Linked DNA regions of Homo sapiens: region 1 is linked to region 2. Evidence: chromatin contacts called from ENCODE Hi-C data. All regions are on one chromosome and are shown on one strand. The core of a region is the stretch at or near the end of the contact, and the rest is flanking DNA. Distances in the headings are between cores, read along the strand shown.

The links. A loop is a pair of places that touch in the nucleus more often than their neighbours do. Pooled maps may share reads with other maps.
Region 1: a map of gastrocnemius medialis shows a loop between it and region 2 (4-fold over the local background). The contact joins the promoter of TUBA8 here to the promoter of CECR2 in region 2. A Hi-C loop is called at or near these places in 1 of 168 maps with a recorded cell type or tissue (gastrocnemius medialis) and 1 of 50 pooled maps.

The regions. Positions count from the first base shown.
Region 1 is chr22:18,108,745-18,114,543 of GRCh38, reverse strand. TUBA8 (tubulin alpha 8) reads right to left here and starts at 3,735. Exons shown (of 5, transcript NM_018943.3): 1 at 3,676-3,735. The coding sequence starts at 3,678. RefSeq lists a silencer at 3,569-3,958 and an enhancer at 4,039-4,238.
Region 2 is chr22:17,367,975-17,373,663 of GRCh38, reverse strand. CECR2 (CECR2 histone acetyl-lysine reader) reads right to left here and starts at 4,204. Exons shown (of 19, transcript NM_001290047.2): 1 at 3,755-4,204. The coding sequence starts at 3,880. RefSeq lists silencers at 3,767-3,866, 3,877-3,946.

The DNA.
Region 1 (5,799 bases), core at 2,486-4,985, 740 kb before region 2:
TGCTGAATTCTCTCTGCTCAGAACTCTTCGATCATAGGGCATATTTGAGATCACTCATAACAAAGAATAGATAGCAAGCCAGACACAGCAAAAACAAAGTCGGCCTAAATTCACTTTAGCGAGTGAAGGTGGCTCGCGAGAGGGGCTCAGATGATAGGCACTGCAGTTAGGGCAGCAACAGAGCTCACAGGAGGCCAGCTCTGGCCATGAGGCCATCTGCTAAGGAGACTTCCAGCATAAGAGGCCGGAGGGCGTTGAAGGCCTGGGCTGTGGCTGGCACTGGGGCAGGTGCAAGAGACACTTAGGAGTTTCAATCCGATGCACACAGTGCCTGCTCCATCTCCTGCTCTCTTCTGCAGCTTATTATCTGAGAGAACTCCTAACAGGAAGACACTGCAGGGGAAATGCCAACCACAAAGGCCACAGATAGTGCTGTCCGTCCCTTGCGGCTTGAGGGAAAAGGAGCATTTGGTCTGCTTCCTCCCCCCGACAGTGCCACATCCTCCTGCCCACCCCCATCACTGGCCCGCTATCCACCAGCTATTTCCCCCACCAAAATTATTTTTAACTTTCATCTCCCTTTGAAGGTCACTAGGAGAAAGCACATTCAACAGTGGCATTAACCCCCACCCCAAGCTCTGTATGGGCCTGACCCAAGGCTGGGGGCTCCCAATGGACTCACCAATCCAGCAGCTCTGCCCCAGCCGCTGCCCTGTGAGCCAAGGCCCCTCACTCGGAGGCATGCGCCCAGTGCTTCTCGGGAAACCTGCCTTTTGTGATGGGAGGGGAGGAGGAGGCAGCAGTGACCTGCAGCCCCTGGGAGCCCACACAGTGCTCTGAGGTCAGAATACACCTATCAACTCCACAGAGCTTGGCCATGCCTGTCTACATGGGGAGACTGCAGAAGGCTGCAGGCAGAAGGGTGTCCATTTGGCCCCCAGAACCCTCTAACTGCCCATTTTTGCAGGGAGACGGGCTCCTTCGTGCTCTCCAGTCCTAACGGAATGGAGTTAAAGAAGCCGTGTTGCAGATGTTCCCACCTCCCCATAAACCACAGAAAACTTCTCTGTGCCCTGGTATCATTGGCATGGGCTTGGCTTAGGGCACCTGGCCAGGATTCTCCATACCACTTCCCAAAAAAGGTGTCATAGTCTGAGTTCCCAGAGAGCTGCGTGCTAGAACACTGGGAATGGATGGGAATGGTCTGCTGTGGGAGTAGCCTGCCGGTCCCAGCACGGGCAGGTGGCTCAGGACAGAGGCTCTGGTGCCCAGCAGATGTAAACTCCAGCCCCTACGCAGCTTCTTACCAGCTGTGTCACTTTAGGCTCCAGGACAGAAATGCTAAAGGGTATTGGTGGTACCGTGCAGTGGGTAGCTGGGGAGAAGGGGTTGGGGGTAAGTTCACAGAGGAAAAATGCTCATCTGCCTAGCAGCTAGAGAAATGCATTTAAAAATACACTTAAGGATTAGTTACACTTTTCTTGCCCAGAGCCTACAGAAATTCCAAATCGAATTCTCCTTAACACCAAGGTCACCTCCCCCAAACCCCCACCAGGGAGGGAAGTGAAGGGGACAGGACAGCAGCCTGAAACTTAATCCTTAGAAGAAATACAGTCATTTTTGTAAGGGTGAGATTCTAGGGGTCTAGGTTTATAGATGTGTCATTTTAGCCTTTTACAAATGAGCCAAATGATATTTTAAAAGTTTCTGTGAGTGTAAAATGTTCAACAAAAAATATTAGCCATCAAGACAGTGCAACGCACACAAGTTAAATGTTCTAGATAGAACCTACTAGACAAAATTGAGTGTTTCAAAATAAATGAAAGGTGGTCGCATTTCAAAATATTTAACCATAGGTTTTCAGCTAAACACCCAAATTCTTAAGCACGTTCAAAATAAAGTTTTGCTGTTTGAATTGTTGATTTACCAGGCATTGTCAGAAACACGTCTGTGGATCACACATTCAAGCTTGTGCACAGGGCTGGGTTAAGATCCTCGACACGCCCCTGTAAACATCCTCTGGGCTCCACTCTGTACCACAATGGCATTCAGATCCAAATTAAAGCATGCAAGGGAAGCACTTGGAAAATCCTAAAACACTAGCTACCTGCTAGATATTATAAATATTAAATATCAATTCTAGAGTATGCAGCCTAGCATTTGCTTCAAAATTATGGAGGGAGGGAATAAATGAAGTGAGACAGGTCAGAAGTTGGTAATTATTGAACTTAGATGATGTATATAATCGCTAATTATACCATTTGCTCTCCGTTTGCATATGTTTGAAATTCCCTACCATAAAAAGTTTAAAAATAATGAAATCTAAGTGGAGTCTTGGAAATTTGAATTATAACCCTCTTCATTTCGCAGGTAAAACAAACACATCCAGAGAGGTTAAGTGACCTTCCTGAAGTCACACAGCTAGCTGCAGAGCCAGGAGTCAAAATTCTGAACTGGCAGCTCCGGGCCCTTTGTGTGGCCTCATACCAGGGTCCTCAGGCAGAAATAGGTTCCTGTGGCCACCCTCCCTAATATTCCCAAGTTCTTTCAGTTCCCAGGGGTGTCTGGGAGCCCGCTAGGAGGAGGGAGGGTGCTGACAAAACTGAAGCTGGAAGGCTAGAGCTCCGGGGGAGCCAGGAGGCCCTGGGCACGGGCCAAACGTAACAGGGCGGGGCGGAGGGGGTTCTCGCCTGCTTTCTGGATCACTGACACCTGGAGCAAGCCTGCCCAGGGAACCCGACCTTGGCCATGACATAGGCTTATTCTGCCCTCACTCTGCCCCCAATCTTTCCAGCCCATCTCCCTACTGCTGAAAGATCAGGGGTCCAGGAGGGATTCCTGGGATTCTGGGCTTTGGGAAAGTGGACTGGGGGCAAATGTTAACCACCAGGGGCACTGGGGGCGGAGAGGGGGACCCTAGAAAGAGGAACTGAGTGTTTGCAGCCGCCCCTCAGTAAGATCCAGGGGCGGGGGCAGGGAAGGGAGCAGCCGCGATCCCCCTAAGCCAGGGTAGGAAACAGGTCGAAGGTCCCCTGGCCTTTGGAAGCAGAGACTTCTTACTCCCAAAGTCCTTCGACTCTGACCGCTGGAAAGACTTGGGAGCTGCTGAGTGCGCCCGGAGGACCCCGCCGCGCTGGGGCTGTGCGTGCAGCAAACCCAAGCCGCTGGCCAGGCTTGCGAGAAAGACCTCCACGCGTGGGGGGACCGTGGCGCCCTAGGTCCTCTGTCACATTCCGGGCCCTGTCACATTAGGCTGGGTTCGGAGACGTGACTGCATCTGGCCCCCCAGTCGCCCCGGCCCAGACCACCCATCCAGAATCCCCGGACTCGCCCTTCTCTCCACTCTGTCCACAGGCTGCCCATCTGGGGACCCCAGAATCTCGCCCCCTTCTCCGTCGGGCTCCCCAGGGCCTCCCTCCCCCTCGTCTGCACGCAAAGCTCCCTTAGGTCCCTTTAAGGAACAACTGGCCCCTGGTCTCTATTTCCCCCATACGATAAAGGGCACCGGGTGTTCCCGCCCGAGGGTGCGGACTCCTCGACCCTGAACTGCCACCCCCAGAAGGCCTTGAGCCCTGCGGCTCCAGGAAGACGGGTCCGTGCGCCTCCGCGTAGACTCGGCTCTCGGTCCTACGCCTGCCGCGCGCCCGCAGCCCGCCTGGCCCCGGGAAGCCTCACCATCGCTGCCGCTGTCCTCGCCCGCGCACCTCTCAGCTGGGCCTGCCCGCCCCGACTGCTCCAGATACAGCCGCCTCCGCCGTTGTGACACACCGGGAGGGGGGGACGCCGGGGACAGGCGCGCCGGGCCCGCAGCTGCCCCCCGGCATCACAGTGCCGGGGAGGGGCGGGCAGGTCACAAAGGCCCCTCCCCGCCCACCCGCGGCTCAAATCTCCGGGTCCTCGGTCCCGCCTCAGCAGCCGGGGGCGCTCGCAGCGGGGACTGCGCCCGCGGGGGAGGCTGCCCTATTACCAAAGCGCACGTGTCCACGTTCCAACACCGCCGGCGAGAGCAGCCTTCGTGACCCCAGCTGCCGGAGAAAGAAATGTAAAATGCAGCCAGGCGAATCGCGCGGGTCTCCCCAAACTTCCGTTCTCCTCCGACCCGCTGGAAAGGCTCCTGACTGGGGTGCAGCTGACCGGAGCGGGCTGCAGCGGGCCCGGGTGCCAAGGTGCCGTCTCAGCTGGGCGCCCTAGGGCCGTGTGTGCTTGGCAAGCTGCAGGGCCTCTGCTCCCAAAGCCTGTGCCTCCTGCCGCCAAGGCCCGCCTGGTTGCTGGAGACGGAAATGAGATGGCATACACAGAGCTCCTGGTACAGGCAGGTGCTGAAGACTGTTCCCGTTTTTACCCTCTCCCCGGATACCTCGCACCTCCACCGGGATTTTCAAATCTCCCCCCTTGATCCCTTCCTACTTTTAAGCCCCAAACGTGTCCAAGTCACATCTCCTATGTAATCCAGAACTCATACCAGGGTTCCCCTGCCTCTGCCCAGTAGTAAGACCCGCCAGATGCTGTTGGTTGCCCCCTGCTCGGGAAGGGGTGGGCACTTGGTAAAAGCCCCTCTTCACACTTTAGATGTTGGCCACGTTGTCACCCTGCCCATCTCCCCTCACTTCCCCCCAGGTGGGTGAGGGGCTGGATGGTCTTTGTTCCTTGTTCTCACTGCTGTTTCTTGTTCTTTCCCTCCAGTGGTCAGTTCCATTCATGTTGAAAGGTGTACCCCAGCCTCTCTCTTCCACTTTCCTCAGCACCAAGCCAACGCAGGCAAATTCATAGGTTTTCCTTAAGACAATACCACTTTAGCCAGACGTGGTAACTCCCCAAGTTTCCAAGCACAGTTAGAGATCTTCCTACCCTTCTGCTCCTAAGACATGCCTGCTTGTGGCCAATAGAGAATGAGAGCAGATTTCTGCTTACCTATGCGGCAATCTGTTCTGTTGGCCACCCATTCATAAACGATAGTACATGTGTCGTAATCATCTTTGCATTTGAGAGAGTACCAAACACAGTGCTTTACCCACTGATACAAACGGTACTTAGTAAAGCATGCGTTGAATTTTTGTCTATCTTATAATGTAAGATCCTGACAATTAAGACTCAGGATTAAGCTAATTGTGCCAAGCACATGATAAATGGTCAATAAAGGATTTTGGTTATTAGTATAACTCTATGTGTATTTCTCTTCCAAACTCTCCCATAGCATATTCTATTACTTCTTCCATAGCATTTCTTTTATTTTTTATTTTTTTTGATGGAGTCTTGCTCTGTCGCCCAGGCTGGAGTGCGGTGGTGTGATCTAGGCTCACTGCAACCTCCGCCTCCCGGGTTCAAGTGATTCTCCTGCCTCAGCCTCCCGAGTAGCTGGGACTACAGGCGCGTGCCACCACGCTCGGCTAATTTTTTGTATTTTTAGTAGAGACGGGGTTTCACCGTGTTACCCAGGATGGTCTCAATCTCCTGACCTTGTGATCCACCCATCTTGGCCTCCCAAAGTGCTGGGATTACAGGCGTGAGCCATCGCGCCCAGCCCCATAGTATTTATCACTTTCTTTTTCTTTTTTTTTTTTTTTTGAGACAAAGTCTCGCTCTGTTGCCCAGGCTGGAGTGCAGTGGTGCGATCTGAGCTCACTGCAACCTCGCCTCCTGGGTTCAAGCGATTCTCCTGCCTCAGCCTCCTGAGTAGCTGGGATTACAGGCAGGCGCCACCATGCCCGGCTAATATGTATCTTTAGTAGAGACAGGGTTTCACCATGTTGTTCAGGCTGGTCTCGAACTCCTGACCTCGTGATCCACCTGCCTCGGCCT
Region 2 (5,689 bases), core at 2,955-5,454:
TATATCAACTACTGAATTCAGTGTCATTCATCTGTTTTCCAGCTATACCTCAATCTCATCTGAAAAGCAAAAACATCTAACCTACAGAACAATTACACTGCGGGCATATTTAGGAATTTCTAAGTATGTTAACAGTGAATCACTTTTATCCCTGAGTGGAAGGATACAATGTTAACAGTTAACTTTTATCCCTGATTGGTGACCATGGGTGGTTTTAATTTTTACCTGTATTTTATGATAATTTTCACGTTTATATAATTTTTTTTTAGTATTTTTACAACTAGGAATTTTGAACTGAGATAAGGCATTACTATTATATACTTGGCAGGTTTCTTATCTAAAACTAAGAACCAAGTATTCGTTGACTCTTCTAAAGCAATCCTGTATATTCAAGGTTGATTAATAGAGTAAAAAGTTTTTTTATAATACAAAAATTAGCCGGGTGTGCTGGTACATGCCTGTAGTCCCAGCTACTCCGGAGGCTGAGGCGGGAGAATCACCTGAACCTGGGAAGTGGAGGTTGCAGTGAGCCGAGGTCGCGCCACTGTACTCCAGCCTGGGCAACAGAGTGAGACTCCGTCTCAGAAAAAACAAAAAATTTATTTAATACACACAAAAATAAAAATATCCACGTTTTGGGGACAGTTTTCTAAGTGGAAGGTCTTAATCTCTTGGAGAAGTGGGGCATGAATCCTGCCAGCCCTTCACCTGTCTTAGAGATTGCTTCACTTTAGATAAATGGAAGCCGAGTCCTTGAAGACTCTGCTTCCTCAATTTTCTATAAATCCATGAGTTCAGCCTGGTGAGATCTTTCCCACAGCTGAAAACTGGTTTCCTGAAATAACTGATACCCAACTTCTACTACTTGCTATTATTTATCATTTTTACCTTTTAAAGTTGCAGAAAATTAAGACTGTAGGGCCCTTCCACATGGCCTAACAGGTACGGCTCGGCATTTGAATTTTTTATCTTTTAATTAATTAATATATTTATTTTGAGACAGAGTCTCGCCCTGTCGCCCAGGCTGCAGTGCAATGGCACGATCTCGGCTCGCTGCCACCTCCGCCTACCGGGTTCAAGCGATCATCCTGCCTCAGCCTACGGATGTAACTGGGATTACAGGAGCGCGCCACCATGCCTGGCTAACTTTTTATATTTTTAGTAGAAACGGGGTTTCATCATGTTAGCCAGTCTCGTCTCGAACTCCTGACTTCAGGTGATCGACCCACCTCGGCCTCCCAAAGTGCTGGGATTACAGGGGTGAGCCACCGAGTCGAGAAAATACATTCTTAAATCTTAATTTTTAAATCTCACATATAATCATTCCCAATAAAATTCTAATTTTTGATAACTACTAAAAAGCGTAAGTTAAAATTTCCATTAGCCATATCAAAACATACCTGAGATGGATTAGACAAAAACTGCAGGTGAGAAAAGTCACTTTGTTATCCACTGACTGAACATCTCCAAATAAAAACGAGTGTGGATAGTTCTTAAAACCTGCATGTTTGAAGCCAAATATTCATTTCTGTTGCATGTATTTCAAACAGCATGTATTTTAGCCCCAAAAAAGTGTCATTTCCAAGAAACACTGGAGTCAAAAGAGAGGACAGTCATATCAAATAGCCTTGATTATTCACCATGTAAACTACAGTGATTTTTCATGTTATACATATAAATTTGACCTCTTTAATCAGTTTACATTTCCTTTAGGAATTAAACCAGCTAATTCTCAGAAACCACAAGTTTATTGCTTATAACAGAAGACAAGTTATTTACAGGTTACTCTAAATATGCTGCGAGTACTTAAGGCAAAATGAGTTACCTCTAGCTTTTCATCAACAAAATGGGAATACATGGATTTTGAGACATAAAGTTTTTCCAACAATATTTTTAGGATGGGTCTTTAAACTCTGAACTCATAATCCCAGCACCACCTCAACTTTATCTCGCAAGGAAGAAAAGGGACTAGGTGCAAGTTTACCAGCACCCAAGATGGCCCTGTCACAGGCGGCACCTCCCACCACAGCCACCATTTTGACTGCAGGATATAATTAAACTACTCACGATTTTGTACCAACTGAAAGAAAACACAGGACATCAGAGTAACTGAGAAACATCCTTTGACCTTTAGGATTCCCAACTCTTTAGCTTCCGTGTCTCTGTTTCTCTTCTTTCGTCAATATTAACAGTTGTCTAAAGAATATTTTCATTAATAAAATTATGCTTGCTACATTCACGTTCAAACTTTGAAAACAAACGCTGTGGCGCCACGTAAAATGCCCGTTATTACCTCTTCCTAAAAAGTGGAGAAGCCCACATTTCCTCACATTGTTTTAATCAGCTTAAGGAACTAAGAATCGCCAAAAGCCAGTGAGTGGCCCTAGACTATCTGTCTACATTCCTCTTCATTCTCCCATCCCCAACCCTTTTGATCTTTTTATTTTCCTGATTTCATTAACTGCGACGAGAGCAAGTTCCCACACTTCATTCACAGAAGAAGCAACTGATATTTCAGCAAACACGACTAAATCTAAAAATAAAGGTGAGGCAAAGAGCTCTGAAATAAACGAGTTAAAATCAACCCGAAAATGGCACAAAGTAAGATCCGTGGGGCTGGGGAGGCAACAACAACGATTTGCTCTTCCAAAAGAGTGGCTCTAATTTTGATTACTGCGTCGGCGAACCCATCCGCAGAACAGAAAACAAAAACTGACCAACGCAGTTGCCATTCACCTTTGTCCAAAGGCAAAAGGTGAAAAGTCACGACACATATTGCCATAGAAGAGAAGGCAATTCAACCTGCCAACCAATCGACTAATTCTCAGCTCCTTCCAAAAATAAAAATAAAAATAGGAGAAAGGGGGCTGCCGCTGGGCTGGCCGATGCCTGGCCGCCGAGTGCGCCGCGCTCCGCAAGCTCCCGCCACCCGCCGCGCTCCAGGACCCTCGGGTTTCGGCCCAGTTATCACAAAGCCCCGGGCTGGAAAACACCTCCGGCCTGGCCAGAATGGCCAGCCCGTCCTCCGCGCTCGCCCGGGGGGATAATGGTGGCGAGATCAACTCCAAGGGCTCCCGAGCCCCGCGATAAAGAGGCTGGATATTACGGGAGGAAGGACGCTGTGGAAGAATAACGGAGTCCCAAACTTTCCTTCCACACCTCCAGAGCCCCGCGCCCAGGCCCGGTCCCCACCGGCCCGAAGTTGGCCGGAGCGCCTCCCGGGAGCTTGGGGCCTCCGGGAGCCCCTGCCACGCGCCCGCCCGCCAGAGCGGGGCTAGCCCTCCCCGCCGGCCGCGGCCGACTCCCGCCCCGGTCCGAGTTAATCCCGCGCGGGCCCCCCCCCCGCGCCCGGCCCCGCCGGAGCAGCTGGCTCGCGCCTCAATGGCACCGGGCGGCGAGCGCGCGCAGCCCTCGCGCCCACACCCAGCCCCAGCCCACCGGAGAAGTCCCGGGAGGGTCGCCGGGTCCCGCTCCCGCTCCCTCTCCCACAAAAGCACGGGCCCGCCCCGCCCTCGCGGTGCCTGCTCCTCCACCCCAGGATCCGGCGTCCCCGGCCCGACGCCCCTCGGCACCCGGGCACAGCCCGGCGGCCCCCGCCCGCCCTCCTGCCCTTTTGCGCCCTCCTCCTGGCCCCCGACTCCCGGCCGAAGTCCCTCGGGCCCCGGCCCCTCTGCGCGACGGCCCGGGACACCCCGCGCGGGGCAGGGGGAGCAGGGGGCGCAGCGCGCCGCCTCCCGCCCGCGCGGCCACTCACCTCGATCTCGAAGTCGGGCAGGCGGAACGCGGTGCGAAAGAGCGAGCAGAAGTGCGCGATGGCCGGGACCTCCCACCAGGAGCGGAGCTCGCCCAGCCCGGCCGCGCCGCCCTCCTCTGGGCACATCTCCCCGCTGCGGCACAGGCGGCGGCCCCTCGCTGCCCGCGCTCTGCCCGCCGACCTGGGACTCCCGCCGCGGCAGCGCCGCAGCCTCCGCGCGGTCCTCGGCGGGGGCGGCGGGGCGCTCCTCCCGCTGCTGCCGCCGCTCGGCGAGTGCAGGAGCCGAGGGCGGGCGCCGGGCGGGGGGCGGCGGCGCGGGGGCCCGAACTACTGAGGCGGCTGCGGCTGCGGCTGCCCGCGGGGTCCGCGCGCTCGCCCCATCCCGCGGCTGCGGCGGCGGCCGCCCCCAGTCCCCTACAATATAATCGAGTCCCCGCCGGAGAAACAGATGGGGCTAGGGGCGGAGGGGCCGGACGCGGGGCCTGGGGGAGGGGCCGCCCACGAGGAGGGGGCGGGGCTGCCCGCGCCACAACAACAACCCCCGCCCCCGCCCCACCCCCGCCCGGACAGCTGCACCGCCAGGGAGGGGGAGGGGCGGGGCGCGCGCCCCCGGGCCCAGATCCGCAGGACCCAGGGGGCGCGGGCCGCACCCCCGAGAACTCTCACGAGGCGCCCTCCGCCCTCCAGGACTTTGGGACTGGGGAGTTGAAGCACTTTCCCAAGGGAGGACGGCCAGGAGCTCTCCCACCCCCACTTGGCCTGAGTGGTCGCGTCCTTTTAAAGGGCCCGCGGGGTGGTCCTTTCGGTCGGGCTAGAGACAGAAACGTGCACGTGTGGGAGTTCAGTTATTATTGATGCCGAGGGCAGAGCCGGAGCAGGAGCGGGCTGTCCACCCTAGAAATATGAAGCCTAGAGAAGTGAAGTGCTTTCCACCTGTTTCTTAACGCTTTTATTCCAGCCGAGAACGGCGCCCAAGGAGCTCTGAAGTGGCTTTTTTCTCCGAGGGAAGAAGGCGGTGGGGCTGATTGAGCTGGAACGAAGTAGGATGGAGGCTGGAGAGCGGCGGGAAGGGTGGGGTAGGGGGAGGCACCAATCAGCAGCCAAGCGGGAAGAGCGATCCCCAACCCCAGGGAATGGACACGTGTGACCGCCCCGGAGAAGACGGGCTCGGAACCCTGCTACTGCCCGGCCGCTGAAAGAGCTGCCTGGAAGAGTGAGCACAATGTGCTTGGAAGGCGGGGGGATGGGGCAGAGGAGATCGGGAAGCCGGGGACTGTGCTCGGAGGGGAGGAGACCCCCACGCCCCGGCGGAGGGATTGAATGTGCTACGGCCGAAGGGTGTTGGAGTGTGTGCTTTAGAAATGCTAACTGCTGTAGCGCGGTGGAGTACTGCTAAATCCTAAGAAAAAAAATCACCCCAGAAACAGGCTAGAAGTTTGGAAAAACTCCATTGAATGCTCAGATATTTGTATTGGTCGTCGCACTTGCATCCTGCTGGTCTCAGAGGGCCGCCTCTGAGTTCGGTGGTCCACCTTTCAGATAGGAAACACTGCTCCTGGTGCGTCCCCCAAATTAATCAACTATTTATTGAGTGACAGGCACAATCACAAAGTGTACAAGGGTTAAACTCAAAGATCCTCTTCTACCTTTAAGTAGTGTACAATCTGGAGATAATTTATATGATAGATTTTGGAATGGGCTGTCTGGATAATTACCCCTCCACTCTCCCTCACTTTATTATGATAATAACTTGTTGTATTTTTTAAGGCAGCATTCAGAAACATAATTTTAAATGGTTAGAGTATATTCACGTGCATCTTCTGTGAATCTAGTAATCTCAAAATACATCATCTTCTAACAAGGGTCTCCTCCGCCCCCCACCACTCTCTCCTGGCACAGAAAAACAACCCAAAGTTCTGCTCTTTCATTCCCTGG